4 separate regions of the Homo sapiens genome follow, and regions 2, 3 and 4 are each linked to region 1. The links are chromatin contacts, found by Hi-C or POLR2A ChIA-PET in ENCODE. All regions are on one chromosome and are shown on one strand. The core of a region is the stretch at or near the end of the contact, and the rest is flanking DNA. Distances in the headings are between cores, read along the strand shown.

Region 1 (2,700 bases), core at 152-2,651:
AAAAAAATCTGGTCGGAGAGAAGATGGGGCGGGGAGTGGAGGGGGCCGGTTTCTCGCAGCCGCGCCCCTCCCCCATCAAAGAATTGAGGAAGGCTCGGGAGCGCAGCGGACTGGGAGGAAGACAATAGGGTACGGTTACCCCGCCAGCGGTGGGGAAGCGCGTTCCACACTCAGGCTGCACTCCCAGGTGAGCCCGGACTTTCGATGTCTGGGGACGGAGGACGCAGCGCGCCCAACTTTGGGGGAGAAGCCCCAGTGACAGTCCTCGATTAACCCCAATCGAAGGCGCTGGAGAGCCGTCACTCCCATCCTCCAAACCCGAACTGACCCAAACAAACGTACCTTCTTCGCCCCCGCCCCCGCTAGGGTCTCCCAGGCCCAGCCCCCGGTCTCTCTCGCCGGCGCGGTGCATCCATACACCCTCGAGGCAGCGCTGCGCGGCCCCGGGTACCCGCACCCGGGGCGAGGTTCCCCGGATGGAGGATCTAGGGAGACCGCGCTGGTAGCGGCGACCCGAACAAAGCCTGGCGGGGACTCGGGACAGAATCGTCCCACCATGCTGCCTCCCCAGAACTAGCCAATCTGGGCTAAAATAACATGGGGATCCTAAGATGACAAGCGATGGACGTGAAAGGTTGCCTCGCAGAGAGCGCAGCGTCAGGAGAGGGTCCCCGCCTCGGCTTCAGCCCGGAACCGGGGTTTGTTTAAAAAGGGCCAGATAGCCGTAGCTTCTCCGGGATACCCAATCCAACTCCGAGGGTGGAGGATGGGCGTGAGCCGCCCTCCCCGAAAGGGACCGTCGCCTCTCTTTGTGTAGAGCGCGGGGAGCGCGAAGACATTCCTAGGGGAAAGCGAGTCCTCAGGGACCCAGGGACAACGTCCCCAGGGAGCCCGAGCTCTCCAGGCGCTAATCCCTGCAGGCACCTCGGGCCTCTGGGTGAAAGTGGGAAGTAGTCACCTGGCTGCCTGGGAAGGGACAGCGTGGAACCTGGGGTGGGGCAGGGTCCTCTCAGCCCGCACGCGGAGCTGCATTGTTCCCAGGGCCGTGGGAGGAGGGGGGGCAGCACGCAAGGGAATGGAAAAATGGGGTCCACATGGCCCTCTCCCCTGGTCAGCTAAGCAAGATTCTCTCCCGGTCCCTGTCCGTGGCCCGAGGCAGGAGCGCAGGACGGTCCCCCGGGACCGGGTCCATCTCCCCTGCCCCCACCCCGGGAACGGCCCTCGAGCCCCGCCGGGCGCCAGGGCCTCACCTGCGTGGGTAGGAGCAGTGCCAGCAGCAGCAGCCCCAGCCCGAGCCTGGCCACCATTGCTCTGCCCATGTCCCCTCCGTCGGTGCGCGGCGCGTCTAGCAGGATGCTGGGTGCTTGGAGAACCGCTGGCTCCGGGCGGGCGCAGGCAAGGTGGGGAGCGCGGCGAGCCGGCGAGACCTTATATACCAGGAAAGCCACAATAGCCGTGACGTGGCGCCGCCCGCCCACCCCGGCTCCCCTCCGCCGCCGCCCGCCGCCTCCCCGCCTTCCCCGCCCCGCTCCGGGTTCCCCAGCGCCCCCGCCGCCGCCGCCACTGCCACCGCCGCTCCGGCCCTCGCGGGCCGGGAGCCCCCCGGGCGGGCGCCGCTGCAGGTGGGCGGGCGCCGCCGGCTGCTGGTACCCGGCTGGTATCCCCGCGCCGGCTGCGGGCTGCGGGCAGGCTGGCACAGGCGCCCAGCGCCTCCGGCACAGGACCCGGGGCACACACGCGAGCCACACACGCCGCGCTGGGGGCCGGGCCCAAGTTTCCTTTGTTTCCCGGGACCTGCCATCTTACCCCCCAAAAGAAAAGTCCGCGCCTCCGCTGCGGCGGGGTAGCCGCCTGTCCTGGAGCAAGTGCATTGCCACTCAGACTGCAAAATGCGCCCCGGGGACCCGAGAGGGGCTGCGAATTCCAGTGCGACCGCGTGGGGGGCGGGCGCCGGGACCCCTCGGGCAGGGTTATCTCTCGGCCCGCCGCAGAGGAAAGGGGAACGCGGCGGGCGTGGCGCGGACGCGGGCCGGACGCTCACCCTGGCCGACGGGACCCGGGCGCCGCCTAGCGCGAACCCTTCCCGGCTGGTCGGCGCTCCTCGCAGGCGGTGTCCGGGTCCGGAGCGATCTGCGCGCTCGGCCCCGCGGCCGCGCCCTCCCCGAAGCCCTTGCTTTGTTCTGTGAGCGCCTCGTGTCAGCCAGGCGCAGTGAGCTCACGGGGGCGTCCCGGGTCCGCATCTTCCCAGGAGCTGGGGAGCCGCTCGCTGGGCGCAGACCCGCTGCCTGACGCTGCAAACTACAGGGTTTCGGTCCCCCGCGCTCCTGCCTGCGGCGGGCGAGGAGGAGACGGCCCACCCTGAGGGGACCCCCTCCGCGGCCCTGAAGCCCCCACCGCCCTCCCCGAGCGGCTCTGCTCCCAGGTTCTACTCGGGGGCAGGAACCTCCCCTCCTGGCGGTCCCACTACAATTCACCGTCCCTCTCGAATTCCTGGGGATACACTTTTTCGGTCTCTGTTGCCCGTCATTCGTTTAAAGAGCAGAACCGTTCGAGATAAAGGCATTTACTTATCCGTAGTTGCCATTAGGCAATTTAATGAACCGGCACAAAGAGGAGATTCGTCATCACTCTTTAGATTTTGGTGGAATACTTTTTTCCTATCCATCTTATTGTGAAAACTTTCAAGCATACAACAAAAGT
Region 2 (2,700 bases), core at 124-2,623, 400 kb before region 1:
GGCACATACTGGCCTCACTATGTGCCAGGCACTGTTTTAGGGGCTCTAGAGATTTCATCTCATTTAATCCCCATAACCATTTTCTGGGGTAAATACTGTTATTCCCATTTTACAGATGAATAAATCAAGGAACAGAGTTAAATAAGTTGCCCTATGTCACACTTCTGATAAATAGCAAGTCAGGATTCAATCTGATGCCATCATCTGCTATCACCATTATGCACTGAGCCTTTCCTATAGCATCTGCTGCTGTCTACACCTACCCCTAAAACCTTAAAGGAAGGGAAAGGTAGCCAAGGACTGTAAGGATTTATCACAGCCTGCATGTTGGCCTGCCTTCCTTGTGCCAGCTGAGGACCTGGTCTCTCGACCCTGTGTCCAGGCCACCAAGATGACAGATGTGTGCTACACGGGTGCCATCCACGCCTATGGAGGACATCACTATTGCTGATCCCCCACAAGCTGAGCATGACCTCAGAATCTTCACCACTGCAGCCACTATTAACTGCTCTGAGCTGGCTTGTGAGACGAAGCCTATTTGTCTTCTATTCTCTCCAAGAATAAGGCAGAGGGCTGTGGTGAGTCCCACTTTAGGGTGGACTGCATTAATGTTGCAGAATGGAATGCATTGATGTTTCTCGGCCCAGTGCAGTGGCTCACATCTGTAATCCCAGCACTTTGGGAAGCCGAGGCAGGCGAATCACCTGAGGTCAGGAGTTTGAGACAGCCTGGCCAACATGGTGAAACCTATCTCCACTAAAAATACAAAAATTAGCTGGGTGTGGTGGTGTGTGTCTGTAATCCCAGCTACTCGGGAGGCTGAGGCATGAGAATTACTTGAACCCGGGAGGTGGAGGTTGCAGTGAACTGAGATCGCGCCACTGCACTCCAGCCTGGGCAACAGAGCGAGACTCTGTCTCCAAAAAAAAAAAAACCAGTTGTTTCCTGTATGTCCCACATGAAACCTGAACCTATCACTCCTCCAAAGCCCCTGGGATGCTGTTTTCAGGATGCTGTTTACCTGGAAAAGGAATCACCTGAATGCATGCCTAAAATGCAGAGTCCAAGGCCTCCTGTTAGAACAACTACATCAGAACCTGTAGGGGGTGGGGCAGAAAAATGCTTCCCCAGTGATCTGTATGCACCCTAAAGTGGGACTCACCCAGCCCTTTGCCTTATTCCTGGAATCCCTAACTTGTACCATGCACATACCCATCCATTCCACAGACTGACAAAGTGCCTGCCTCCTAAGGCACTAAACCAAAACCGGCTGAACTGAATGTTCAATTTAGAGCTCTGACCGGGGACACAGATCCTGAACTGATGACACAGGCAGCTTACAGTTACTGCCCACTTTAATCTGGCTGGTCAGGCCTATTGTGGCAAATAACCCGAGAGGGCTGACCACGGCACAATGAGTCATTCAGCAATTCCCGTAAGTGACAATGGAAAAAAAGGTTTCAAATTGAAGGCAGGCAAATGCCACTGCTGGCTGAATCTGTGACAGCAAACAGAGATTAACTGGATAATGAGACAGTGTCTATGTACAGCCTCACATCAGGCCTAGAATACTTGTTTGTTAAGGACAAAGGGATCAGAGTTAAAATACAGAGGGGGGAAAGAAAGGTTACTCACAGTGAAGTAGGGATGTTTATGTGATGACGCTGCTATAGTCCACCTGGCACAGGGAGCCCTGTTATAAAGCGGGCAGGCTCAACACCATGCTTCCCACTGCGCAGACACACGAGGCTCACAGCCGGCCAGGGACGCTCACAGCAGCAGCCCTCATTCAGTCTTGGATTCATGTGTGGGGTGCTGATTGTGCCTCGCATCCCTGATACAAAGGCTGAACCAAGCCAAGCCCCAAGATTTGGCACCCGCTGCCTGACATCACTTCTGTGAGAACGTAGGGACGACGGGAACCTTAACCTCTCTGGATGTGGCCTTGGAATATTGCTGCTTACAAGACGCTAGGCAAGTCCTCCTTCCTGCTGAGGCAAAAACCCTCTCTAACACTTGAGGCTTCGGAAGACGGTACAGAAAACCTCTCACTACTGCAAGAGCATGAAGCTGCTGGTGGAGAAGGACACTGTCTAGGCAGCCATGGCAGCAGGCAGAGGTTTTCCCTCAATTCCCGTTTTCCCAGTGAGAATCACAAAACAGTAGAGTTAACATATCCGAGTGGGCCTCTTTTGATAGATTAGGAAACTGAAGTGCAAATGATTGAGTGGTAAGTGCAAGGTCAGAGCTGTCAATAGCAGAGCCAAAACAAGGACCCAGGACTCCTAATGTCATTACTGCATGGAATGGATGTAATCTGGGAAGTCACAGTCTATTCCACTTCTTTTCCTAGACCCTTGGCCTCTTCTTCCACCAGGCACAGAGGCTGCAGATCTCAGAGGGTGAGGTGTGTGAGGGGACACTGACAGGTGACAAACACCAAGGAAGACCTAAGGGCTCCTGGTCTGAGTCCAAATCCACACACCTGTGGACAGGCACCAGGACCGCAGTTCCAGCACTACCTCCTGGACAGGTATGCCCCTGACCTCTGTGAAAGGTTCAGTATTTCCTGGGTTGGGGTAAAGGGGAAGAAGGGGACTTAAACTCAGTCTACCTTTAGACAAAAAGAAGACAAAAGGAAGAGGTGAATTTTGCTCTCAGTTGCTGTTTCTCGGAAACTTCCTGCCCCAGATGGCAAAC
Region 3 (2,700 bases), core at 159-2,658, 310 kb before region 1:
CTCCTCCTCATCTAAGAAGATTTCAAGAATACCAAAAAAATACATACACAAAGTAATTCTCTGGGGCATTGTATAAAATAGCTAAATATTGAAAACAATCTAAATACCCAACCACAGAAGACTGGTTTACTCAATTATGGTAAAACCAAGTAATGGAGTACTATACAGCAATAAGAAATGAATGAAGAAGGTTTCTGTGAACTGATACAGAATGATTTCCAAGATATATTGTTAAGTAAACAAAACATAGTACAAAAGCATTATATAGCATAATATTTTTGGTTGTTTTTTAAACCTTATCCTGTATTGTACTTATTAGCACTGGAAAGTGGAAGAGGTCTCTGCTAATTAGGGTGGAGAATTAATCACCTACTGGGTTTCCTTCTTTTCCCAGGATTGCCAGCAGTGAGTATCCCTGTTGCACTCTCAAACCAAGGGTTGCCAATAGGACTGCAGTTTATTGGACGTGCGTTTTGTGACCAGCAGCTTCTTACAGTAGCCAAATGGTTTGAAAAACAAGTACAGTTTCCTGTTATTCAACTTCAAGAACTCATGGATGATTGTTCAGCAGTCCTTGAAAATGAAAAGTTAGCCTCTGTCTCTCTAAAACAGTAAACATATCTTACAAATTAAAATGACTTTTAGGCTGGGTGCAGTGGCTCACACCTGTAATCCCAGCACTTTGGGAGGCCAAGGCGAGCGGATCATGAGGTCAGAAGATCTAGAACAGCCTGGTCAACATGGTGAAACCCCGTCTCTACTAAAAATACAAAAATTAGCCAGGCTTAGTGGCGGGCATCTGTAGTCCCAGCTACTCAGGAGGCTGAGGCAGGAGAATCACTTGAACCCTGGAGGTGGAGGTTGCAGTGAGCCGAGATCATGCCACTGCACTGCACTCCAGCCTGGGTGACAAAGCAAGACTGTGTCTCAAAATAAATAAATAAAATAAAATAAAATGACGTACAGAGATTCTATATTCTAGAGAGTCAAATGGTCTTGCTCAATTCTTGTAATTAGGTTCTTGTTAATACAGTCATTCCATGGAATTACTTTTTAAAATTCCTGTGACAATTAATAATAAATAACGTGTCAGCATTTAGTAAGCATCCACTAAGTGTACAATACTTCTACAATAACACAAGATACCTGTTCCTCAAAGACAATGCATTCTGCCATAATGTTCATTAAAGAGTTTACAGTAAAAATAAGATTAGGGATAAACTTCTCAAAAATTGTACATCTGTGTAACTAAAGCACTAACAAAAACATGAATAGTCCTTCTAGAGGTAACTTGGATAGCCTAGGCAGGCAACTTATCATGTGGTGAAGGCCGCCTCAGGGGTTGTTAAAAATGCACAGAAACAATTGAGTGCGATTATTGGCTTCTGAGCGCTGAGCAGAGCAGGTGGAAGAGGAACTTTGAGCACAGGAGGAAATGCAACCAGTCAGGGCCCAGAATCATGCAAATCTCAGGGGTATGCCTCTCTGGGGAGGAGCTCCACTTGCAGGGACTCCTTTTATTTCCCTAAGAAAGAGCTGAAATGACTGAGAACTTTCCTTTCCTCCTTAGAGTTACAATTTTACTTCTGCTATTCCGGAGCCCATGCCTAGAAGCCAGAACAACTCCATGTTACACTGAGTTCATGCTCCTATTTACTGATCACAAATGAGCTCATTAATGTCATCGAAACATTTATTGTAACCTAACAGACCATCACAGATTGGAAACTTGGTAGATAGCAGAGCATGGTATTAGTGAAAAAGGTTCAAAATACACAAGTAACATACACTCTGAAAAACATGCAGATAATTTGCTGATGAAGCAGAAGAGGGGATGCGCATGGCAAGAACTTGCCTTACCCCAGATTCTCTATATCTCATGGTTTCCTTTTCCTCTTGACTGTCTTTACGAGTGTTTTTTATTTGGGACCCTCGAGCCCAGAGATATTAATGGATATCTGTATTCAATATTTGACAAAATCTAATGGAAACCATCCATTTACTCATGATAAGGCTTCATCACTGGATTTCTGTGTCTTCACTAGAACACCATTGTCATCTCATATTGATCAGGTATTTTAATCTAGCACTTACATATTGTTGATAAATGAAAGCTGAATTGTTACTTAATAAATTCACTTTGTTTAGTAAAAAAAAATTGTTTTCTAAATATGACGTTCATGAAGAGAAAATAATGAGTCAGAATCATCTGCAGAACCACTGGAATGTTTCATCGTCACCTGTTAGTTTTCATAAACAGTTTTCTGTCCTCTCTGAGATCCTCCCGCTCCCAAATACTCAACCTGATTAACTTCACATAAAAGTCTTATGTGCCAGGCTTAGTAATATTCCTATAGATTTTGACTCTGAATCCCTGAAAGAGGAAGAAATCCATGAGAGAAAATTGCATTACTTTATAGCAAGAGGAAACCGTTTTAAGTTTTTTAATTGCTCAGACACCACAACATCCTAGATGGAGGAAACCATTTTAGTTGAAGGAGCAAATATGATGTCAAAAGCAAGTAAATAAACAAACCGTTGCCCCAATCTGTTTTTATGTAATGAATTTAAAAAAAAAGAGAGAGAGAGAGAGATGGGCTCTCCCTGTGTTGCCCAGGCTAGTCTCAAACTCCTGGGCTCAAGTGATCTGCCTCCCTCAGCCTCCCAAAGTGCTGAGATTAAAGACGTGAGCCACCACAC
Region 4 (2,700 bases), core at 47-2,546, 330 kb before region 1:
AGCTGGGACTACAGGCGCCCGCCACCACGCCCGGCTAATTTTTTGTATTTTTAGTAGAGATGGGGTTTCACCGTGTTATCCAGGATGGTCTCGATCTCCTGACCTCGTGTTCCGCCCTCCTCGGCCTCCCAAAGTGCTGGGATTACAGGCGTGAGCCACTGCACCCAGCCAAAGTACATTATTGAATCAGTTGACAGAATTGAATTACATACAGTAGATTCGATAAAAGTATTGTAGGCCGGGCGTGGTGGCTCACCCCTGTAATCCCAGCACTTTGGGAGGCCAAGGCGGGTGGATTACGAGGTCAAGAGATTGAGACCATCCTGGCCAACGTGGTGAAACCCCGTCTCTACTGAAAATACAAAAATTAGCCCGGCGTGATGGCACGCACCTGTAGTCCCAGCTACTCGGGAGGCTGAGGCAGGAGAATTGCTTGAATCTGGGAGGCGGAGGTTGCAGTGAGCCGAGATCGCGCCACTGCACTCCAGACTGCCAGTAGAGCGAGACTCGTCTCAAAAAAGAAAAAAAAAATTATTGTATTGATATTAATGTTACTGAGATTGATAACTATACTGTGACTGTATAATGTGATATCCTTATTGTTAGGAAATACACACTAAAGTATTTAGGGATAAAGGGCTATGATATACATGTAAGTTACCCTTAAGATACCCTTAAGTTTCTATCATACTTTGTGTATATATGTACATATGTACAAACGTACACAGAGCACACAAGTAGTAAAGCAAAGGGATAAAATGTTGACCGTAGGTATGTCTGGGTAAAGGGTATAAAGTGCTTTATATGTTATTTTTATTTTTGCAATTTATCTGAGAATAAAATCATTTCAAAAATTTAAGTTATTAGCATTCCACTTGTAATGTTTTTCATAGAACTTCTGGTTCAGAAGTTCTTAACTGTTTGAATGTAACCCTTTTCAGCTGGAAGACCTTGATTCACAAGGGAAATCATCTTCAGTTGAATTGGATGATCAAAAGAGGCAAAATCTTTTCTTAGCAGATTAGCTTTGTCTATTTTCTACCACAAATGCTCTTCCTTCCCATCCTCCGCAACTGTCAATTAATGAAAGCTACATCTGAACAGGCTTCCCACCTTTTTCAATTCAAGCTACAGTGGGTTCTTAAATGCTCAATGAGTGTCAGAAGCAAATAATATACTCAGAAGATGAAATTTTCACATAAAATGAAAGTTTTACTAAGGTATCTTGCTTCACTTCGTCATCAGATCTGGGAGCACAGATGGTGTATTTGGACCAGTTAAAAACCCCTGGAGTTATTCAAAACAATATAGAGAAAAGAGGAAGCAGAATCCCCACAGCGAGAATGAAGATTCAGACTGGCTGATAACTGGAGGAAGCTCAGGTGGGAGTGCAGCTGCTGTATCGGCGTTCACATGCTACGCGTAAGATGCTTTTCTCTATCTGTATTTTAAAACCCACCCAAATACAAACAGTCATAAACTGTATCCAGCAATAGAGTAGTTCATATCCTGGTATTTTTCTTTCTAGTGAGCTATATGTGCTCAAAGGTATATCAAAATTATATCTTGAGTTGCACTCAACTGTACAGTACACTATGTATATTTAATACTTTTAACTTTAAAATAACAAATTTTTCTCCATAGTATCTGGTTCTCTTAAAATATGATTTTGTGGATCTTGCAGAATAAAGCATCGAACATAAATGAACTTCATTGCATTTCATTTTTAAATAATTTGAGTGTGTGCTCACTGATTATACAAATATTTAGGGACTAACATACAATGGCTTTAGTTGAGTGCTGCTGAACTAAACTGTTGGTAATGTTTATCCTTCAGCAAGATCAATCTTTTGAAAAAAAAGAAAAAATGCTAATATGTATTAATAAGATATTTTAAATAGTGTTTTCAGGAATCTGCAATTAAAAATGTACATCAGTAAGTAAAGTTTTTTCAAGCTTGTTAGGTGCTGATTCTGTTTATCTATCATACTTTGTATTTGGTAAGAATCCATTGATCATATTTTCAGTTCCATTTGTAAAGCATTTCTTAACTACCCAAAGAAAAGAAAGTAAATATGGCTGTTGCTGTGTTTATCAGTCTCAATTTAATCAAAATGAATGTGTTTCTTTAGTAATAGTTTTGTATTTTATCTCCCCTTAATTATCCATTAAAACTAAGTTCTTTCACACACATTGCAATCCATAAATCATTTATATTTTTTTAGAGCTATGGAGATGTGAGTTCTACAGATTTTTTTTCAGTTTTCCTAAAATCTTATTAACAAGTAAAACCATTTCATTTTATCTCTGTGAAATTTTATAGCATTGCATTAATATTAATGTGAGTTCTGACAAGTTAGGACTGCAGGATTAGGTGCTTTTTTTCTGTCCTCATCATCCCACTTAGTGTTCATCTTTCTGAATGTGCTTTTTAGTAGATGGCATTTTGACACATAATTCCTATGGAAATGTAAGTTTTACTTTTACATAGCCGTCAGTGAATGCTAATAAGAAAATGTATCTTTTAAAATTGTGAAAGCAACAGTCTGATTTTGTAGCTTAACTTGACACTGTAAGAAAGGAAATCTAATTTGCATTTTCTGTAGGGCACAAGTGCCATGTTATTGTTAGGAGCATTGTTCAGTCCAAAGCTTCACTTTAAATATAAGCAACAGAAGTACAGACCAAAAATAACTTCAG

What was found. Hi-C counts contacts between places; a loop is a spot of excess contacts on that map. ChIA-PET counts read pairs that join two places held with the same protein, here RNA polymerase II (POLR2A). Pooled maps may share reads with other maps.
Region 2: a loop to region 1 is called in a map of Calu3, with 4 times the contacts of the local background. The contact joins the enhancer-like site here to the promoter of CD24 in region 1. A Hi-C loop is called at or near these places in 34 of 168 maps with a recorded cell type or tissue (A673, B cell, CD14-positive monocyte and 26 more), 37 of 37 single-sample maps with no recorded cell type and 31 of 50 pooled maps. POLR2A ChIA-PET finds 5 or more read pairs at or near these places in 4 of 52 experiments (A673, HEK293, MCF 10A and 1 more).
Region 3: a map of B cell shows a loop between it and region 1 (14-fold over the local background). The contact joins the enhancer-like site here to the promoter of CD24 in region 1. A Hi-C loop is called at or near these places in 1 of 168 maps with a recorded cell type or tissue (B cell) and 6 of 50 pooled maps. POLR2A ChIA-PET finds 5 or more read pairs at or near these places in 4 of 52 experiments (A549, H1, K562 and 1 more).
Region 4: a pooled map shows a loop between it and region 1 (2.4-fold over the local background). The contact joins the enhancer-like site here to the promoter of CD24 in region 1. A Hi-C loop is called at or near these places in 1 of 37 single-sample maps with no recorded cell type and 3 of 50 pooled maps. POLR2A ChIA-PET finds 5 or more read pairs at or near these places in 9 of 52 experiments (B cell, GM12878, H1 and 6 more).

Annotation. Positions count from the first base shown.
Region 1 is chr6:106,973,328-106,976,027 of GRCh38, forward strand. It overlaps CD24 (CD24 molecule), which reads right to left and starts at 1,402. Exons shown (of 2, transcript NM_001359084.1): 1 at 1,251-1,402. The coding sequence starts at 1,319. RefSeq lists silencers at 1,754-1,903, 1,944-2,163.
Region 2 is chr6:106,573,523-106,576,222 of GRCh38, forward strand. The region is part of intron 8 of RTN4IP1 (reticulon 4 interacting protein 1); the gene reads right to left. Among named protein-coding and RNA genes, the nearest start is that of RTN4IP1, 55 kb to the right of the region's middle. RefSeq lists an enhancer at 1,783-2,303. Within about 2 kb of position 1,374, at least 9 of the 41 ENCODE cell types and tissues checked have a DNase peak (open chromatin) inside an H3K27ac peak, as active enhancers do; they include CD14-positive monocyte, HCT116, PC-3 and 2 more, where a contact is called at or near this core.
Region 3 is chr6:106,665,388-106,668,087 of GRCh38, forward strand. QRSL1 (glutaminyl-tRNA amidotransferase subunit QRSL1) reads left to right here. Exons shown (of 11, transcript NM_018292.5): 11 at 395-2,700. The coding sequence ends at 615. Among named protein-coding and RNA genes, the nearest start is that of LINC02526, 29 kb to the right of the region's middle. Within about 2 kb of position 1,409, at least 4 of the 41 ENCODE cell types and tissues checked have a DNase peak (open chromatin) inside an H3K27ac peak, as active enhancers do; they include B cell, where a contact is called at or near this core.
Region 4 is chr6:106,647,780-106,650,479 of GRCh38, forward strand. QRSL1 (glutaminyl-tRNA amidotransferase subunit QRSL1) reads left to right here. Exons shown (of 11, transcript NM_018292.5): 5 at 1,246-1,422. Among named protein-coding and RNA genes, the nearest start is that of QRSL1, 20 kb to the left of the region's middle. Within about 2 kb of position 1,297, at least 2 of the 41 ENCODE cell types and tissues checked have a DNase peak (open chromatin) inside an H3K27ac peak, as active enhancers do; they include B cell and OCI-LY7, where a contact is called at or near this core.